Linked DNA regions of Mus musculus: region 2 is linked to region 1. A link is a loop called in an ENCODE intact Hi-C map of the cell type or tissue named here. Cell type or tissue: left cerebral cortex. All regions are shown on one strand. Each heading gives the region's core, and the rest is flanking DNA. Links, peaks and the distances in the headings are about the cores only.

Region 1 (2,909 bases), core at 320-2,819:
AGCAGCGATAGCATCAAGCGGCAGGTGAGGGACAGGCTGCGTCTATACTTGAGGCAGGGCTGAAAAATGACTTCTGAGGAGAAAGGCCACTCGAATCATGACCCGGAGGAGCCCAGGAGACGTTGCCAGTACTGAACACTTGCTTAGGGGCAGATCATGCCTTTCCCTTCACCCCACGGCAGGCAAGGAGCAAGGGTGGGCTGTGGGGCCAGACTGAGTGGGTAGCTAAGACTCAGGGCAGGGACCAGACTTCCGCCCTTCAGCCTCTCACGTTAACCTTGAGGCAAGCTTGGGGAAGGTTTGTTCTCTTTTCTGCAAAAAAATATAAACCAATGACAAGCCAGCTGGCCTACACACACACACAAAGACAGAGCTGGGACCCGAACTTGAGACTTTAAAGCTCTGGGGCCCCTTAATACTGTAGAGCCCTCCCAACTCTTCCAAGTCAAGCTCACGTCCACGGTCTCCCCTGACCTCACACTGTCAGATGTGTCTGTGTTCTGTCTGCTTGGAGACACCCACAAACTTGGGAACCAGAAATGCGCCCAGCGGACGCCTTCATAAATAACATGGCGCGGGCCCCTCTTCCGCATGGGTAAATTATTCTTCTGTGTCAAGGTTCTAGTGATCAAAAAGAGCGCTAGCTGGCTGGCCTTCCTGGAGAGCCAAGATAAAAGGACACAGCTCTGATTACATCGTGCTGGCGCCATGCGGAGGGCGGAGTCAGGCCACTTTCTGATGGCTGAGATCAGATGGCTAAACAGGCACCAACTGCGTTTGAAGGTCCGGCCGCTCTGGGACAGATATGACCGGCATCACTGAGAGCTGACAGATGCCTCTGTCCCCAGCCAGCCAGTATGGCAGTTTTCCTGCCTCTTTTGCTTGGTCACAACCACATCTCCGCTGTTCCTCTAACTATTGTGTGAAGGGCTGAATGGTGATCCTTCATGTCCACATACTCCCAGACCTCAGGATGTGACCTGCTTTGGAGGCAAGGTTTTGGGTAGACCAGCCAAACTCAAATAGGGTCACTGGGGTGGGTCTGTCTGATAAGTATTCCTCCTCCTCTATCATCATCATCATCATCATCACCATCACCATCATCATCACCATCATCATCATCATCACCAGCCTCCTTCCTCCCTGAGCACAGCACAGCCATGCCCAACTCTGGTGAGCCATCCCAGCCCGGCAGGCCTCCTCACATTGCCTCTCCTGTCTGGAACTGCACATACTTTGTCAGCTGAGAGAAAGAAAGAAAAAAAGAAAAAAATTCTCGCTTTAACAGCAGAGCCCTGCCCGGGGAACAGACACGGCAAACAGGTGGCTGACGCAGCCCATGCCCACAGACATACTGTATTTAGTTTGGCCTGGATGGTGTATATGTTTGAATTTTTCTTAAAAAAAAAAAAAAAAAAAAAAAAGAGGGGCTTTGTAGAAATCTGGAGATTGAACTTGGTGAGGAAAATGAAAAGTTCTGGCAGCCTAGGGACAGGAGGCTGGAGATGGGGGCCACCTGTCCCCTTCTGAGAACACACATTCTTATGTGCCCCCAGGTCCCCTGAGCTCAGCTCCTTATGACCAGATACTGCCGGCGGCTCCTGTGGGTCTCTCGATCTGCCACCTTCTTCTCTGTGTGTGTGTTGTACCTGTACATGTGCGCATGAGCATACACATGTGCACATGTGTGTGGAGGCCAGCGGTCAGCATCAGGTGTCTATCATGCTTCATCTTTTTTTTTTGAGGCGTGGCCTCTCACTGACCAATAAGCTCCATGGGCTGCTGGTCCCGCCTCCCCAGCGCTGTGATCACAAGTGGGTACCACCACCAGTGCATAGCTTTTTTTTTAATAAATGTGGATTCTTGGGATGAGAACTCAAGCCCCCATACTTGTAAGGCAACCACTTTGCCAACTGTGCCAGTCCCCCGGCCCCCCCCCCCCAGGTCTCCATCATCACAACTGACATGACTCAAGTCTCCCTCCCGAGGTGTGCATGTCAGTCTCCTCCATACCCCCCACCCCCAACACCCAGCCCCACCACCTCCACTCCGTGAATATTCAACACATGCTTAAACAGACGACAACAGGCAACAGAAGGCCCAGCAGCCACTTGCAAGTGGGCCCATCACCATGCACGCGCCTTGCCAGCTCTGTACAAAGCTCTCTGCATCACGTCGTCCGACAGCTGGGAGGACTTCCCCACCCCCTGACCCATCCGGCTGGCATGGCCCCTTGGTGGGCCCCTTGGTGACAGACACCACCGACCCAGCATGTGCCAACCACGTTGTCAAGTCGCAGTGAGATGGAGCCAAGCCACCGGTGGCCCTCCACCCTGGGAGGGTGCGTGCAGGGTTTGGGGCAGGGTGCACCGCCCTTCCACGAGCCCCCAAGATACCCAGTACCCGATGTCTCCCTAAAACCCAGACACAAAACGGCAAATTCCCCCCTGTCAGGGCTGTATATCACTTTGAGATATATACCATATTAGCAGAAAGAACTGAATTATATAGCATTCACGATGCAATTAAACACTTCACTAAGAATCAATGTAAAACTGATGAGGCCTGAAAGTAGTGCATATGGCTTAGAACATTATAAAACATTACCTTCACTCAAATCCTTTTCAGTAGCGATTTAAATCTTCTTACAGTTACCGCTGCCAATGTTAAACCATCTACTGATTCATCGCAGCCCATGGTAACGAATGAATTTTTTTTTAAAAAAAAATTTATTCAACTACTAAATTACCCATGAAACCGGAATAGCTGACAGAAGTAATCTGAATTATTATTAGCTCAGCGAGCATTCCGCATTAGCCAATTTAAAACCCCCGGCGCTCGGGCAGGAACCGGTTAGTACAGCCGGGGTGTGAAATGACGGTCATAGCTCTTCATTTTTACTGCTGCTT
Region 2 (2,909 bases), core at 189-2,688, 63 kb before region 1:
CTCCTTGCCCCCCCCCCATCATTTTTGCCCCCTCCCAATTCTGGGGTAGGAAAAAAAAACAACAACAACAACAACAAAAAACCCAAAACAGCCAACTCTGGCCTCCATATAAGACGGCATTTAAATTGCCTGTCACTCAAAACAAAGGAGAACCGCTCATTTGTAATGCACCAGCCACCTGAACACTGCCGCTTTCCCTCCAAGCCTCCGCGCACTGGAGCGCAAAGATCATTTTTCTATTGTTAAAATTGTATAAGCCGGGGCTTTTTTTAGCAGCGAAATACACGATTTTGCTTCTCGGCTGAGGGCTGCTGGCATGAAAGGGACAGGAGGGCTTCCTTTAGTATCTTACAAATAAATTTTGCTTTGAGGATAGAAAAAGGGAAAGAAGGAAGAAAGAAGGAAGGAAGGAAAGAGAGAGAGAAAGAGAAGAAAAAAAAAGAAACTGGCTCTGGGCTGTGTCTGGAGAGGAGGGTGGGACGGCTTCTGGTTTTGTGAGGGTGTGGCCGAGGATGGACGGTGAGCCCTTGTCCAGGATGCTGAGAAGACCTGTGGTCCTGTCTGAGTGCCCTTGGCTGGCGAAGGTGACTCTGTGCTGACTGGGACGTGGCCTGCTGGCCTTGCCACTGGAACAGCTAAAGTGGCCACTCAGAGTGTGACTTTGTTTCTGTACCCATAGTGCTCCTTACTTGACATTACCCCAGAAGGCTGAATTCACTGATAGCTGTCACCGAGGAGCGAAAGCAGCCCTGGGTGAGAGATGGTTCCTGAGTGAGTGATCCAGAGAAGCTGAGACAGTGGCTTCAAGCCACACTGGAGGGCTAAGGTCATACAAGACTACAGATGCAGAACTGGCTATGTGGCAGGGAACAGGGGCTGGAATTTGTGTGGCCTCCTAGCAACCTAAGTGGATGATGGTGGCTTTTGTGTTAGATGTGACAGTTGGCTTCCACTGTCTGTCCTTCAGAAGATCAAGGTAGGTTTTCCTGGTGTCATGGACTTATCCAAATCCACAGTGCCACACAGTGCTACGTAGTGCAGGCACTACACTCATCAATATGGCCGCGGCAGGCCACACAAAGCTTACAGCCGGGGCCGTGGGGATGCGTGGAGACTTTGAAGCCCTGGTTCCAATTATCTTTCAACCTCAAACTACTCTGAGAAAAAAAAAAAAAAGAGCCTGGAAGACCACATCTCAAGGTTTTACCACGCATCTGAAGTTTTGCTAAGGCCTCGTTGTCACATGAACCTCCTCAACCTAGACCAAAGTCCTGGGAGGTCACTGTCATATTCCCCATGTTAACAACAGCGAGAGTCAGGATTCAGAGAGGCGGAGTAAGCCGTGAAAAAAATACACAGCAAGTTGCAGAAGGGGGGACTCGAACTGGGGCCCCGGGGCCCATGCTGTTGCTGCACATCGTGACTTTCAGTTATCGTCTGTATCTTCCCAAGGCCAGGCCCTGCCCTGTGGATGCTGCACGTGTGTAGTCGTGGGTCACGTGGCACGTGACAGCCGGGAAAGGCCGTGAAGGGTGGGCTGGAGCCACCCTGCGAGCCTATTTTCTTGGATATGCCAGTGTTTAAAAAATATTGGAGCTGTCAGAACCCATCAAGCCAGACACTCCGGATTTGCACATTTGACTGTGGTATGTAAATGACACCCCAGAAAGGACTGGAATATGTAAATATGTGCATCTAGAGGGATCCAGGATTTTAAAACCAAAAGAGTGCCAAACTGCCAGCTTCTCCGGGGAGTCGGAGGATCTGGCCACCCGGGACCCACGTTTCCATCGACAGCAGCCACCTGGAGCCATCTGCTCAGACTGGCCACGATCTAAAGTGCTCCCACCCCACCCTGGTGCACCTGCCCTGGAGCCCTGACGACCTCGGGTCCATATCCCCACACTCTCCTTGAGGTCACTGTTCCTGTATACCCCATGACCCCAAAGGTGCAGCTAGGTGACAAAGGGCTGGAACCCAGGAACAACCGTAGCCTTGTTTTGCTGGGGACTTTGCACATCTAGCCGGTTGCCTCCCTGAGCCGCAGCAAGCCCTCTGTCCTACCTCATCCCTGACCCAGGAGAGCCAGGCCCTATCCACCCATCCCTCTGGGCACCCAGATAACTCCATGCAAGTCAAGTCCTGGTGAGGTGGAGGGGTGACTGGCTCTGAGGAGAGGGGGCCAGGAGAAAGGTCAGGAAAATACGGGGCATGCATGCAGTTGGTGCCTAATAAAGGCCTAGGGATTTGAGGAAGGGCCCTGTGGGCTTTAGAATCGGCTCTGAGCTACTAAGATCTAAAGTCCTGTCCACAGCAGTGTGGTCTCCATGGAGTCTCTCCGTACTGAGCCATCTCCCCTGTGAGGTGCGGCTGGCGATTGGTGAAGCTCCACAAAGCGAGGTAGAGCTGTGGAGCTTGGCCAGCCCCCGTGAATTGCCAGGGGGTGGATGGCTGGGAAAAAATCAGCGACTTGTCTCCGATCTGCCTATACCTCAGTTTTCCCGTTACAAGTCACAGGGCCACGCCCCAGTGGGCGTGTCTGATGCTAGCAGTTAAAAGTCATGCTTTATTTGCTGTTTCTCCTCTTACAGTGCTGGGAACGGAACCCAGAGCCTCCTCTGCCCATGTTAGGCAAGCGTTCCACTCCGGAGGCCTGTCGCTGTTAAACGTGAGGTAACATTGGCCAAGACTTCGGCAGCAATGAGAATTTCTGGCCAGGCCAAGCGGTGGTGGTGCACGCCTTTAACCCTAGCACTGGGGAGGCAGAGGCAGGTGGATTTCTGAGTTCGAGGCCAGCCTGGTCTACAAAGTGAGTTCCAGGACAGCCAGGGCTACACAGAGAAACCCTGTCTCGAAAAACAAAAAACAAACAAACCCTGTCTCAAAACAAACAAACAAAAAAAAGAGAT

The links. Hi-C counts contacts between places; a loop is a spot of excess contacts. Peaks named below come from ENCODE experiments on the same cell type or tissue, not always from the same donor. Only the 100,000 strongest peaks of a DNase experiment are listed, where the experiment ranks them.
Region 2: a loop joins it to region 1, with 2.1 times the contacts of the local background. A loop is called at or near these places in 2 of 42 quality-filtered maps.

The regions. Positions count from the first base shown.
Region 1 is chr5:121,966,430-121,969,338 of GRCm38, forward strand. All of the region lies in intron 2 of Cux2 (cut-like homeobox 2), which reads right to left. Among named protein-coding and RNA genes, the nearest start is that of Cux2, 82 kb to the right of the region's middle. In left cerebral cortex, for the core only: no CTCF peak of the experiment used is centred there; DNase peaks (open chromatin) are centred at 1,281, 1,748, 2,137 and 2,730.
Region 2 is chr5:121,903,335-121,906,243 of GRCm38, forward strand. The region is part of intron 4 of Cux2 (cut-like homeobox 2); the gene reads right to left. Among named protein-coding and RNA genes, the nearest start is that of Gm52785, 37 kb to the left of the region's middle. In left cerebral cortex, for the core only: no CTCF peak of the experiment used is centred there; a DNase peak (open chromatin) is centred at 1,647; H3K27ac peaks cover 841 bases.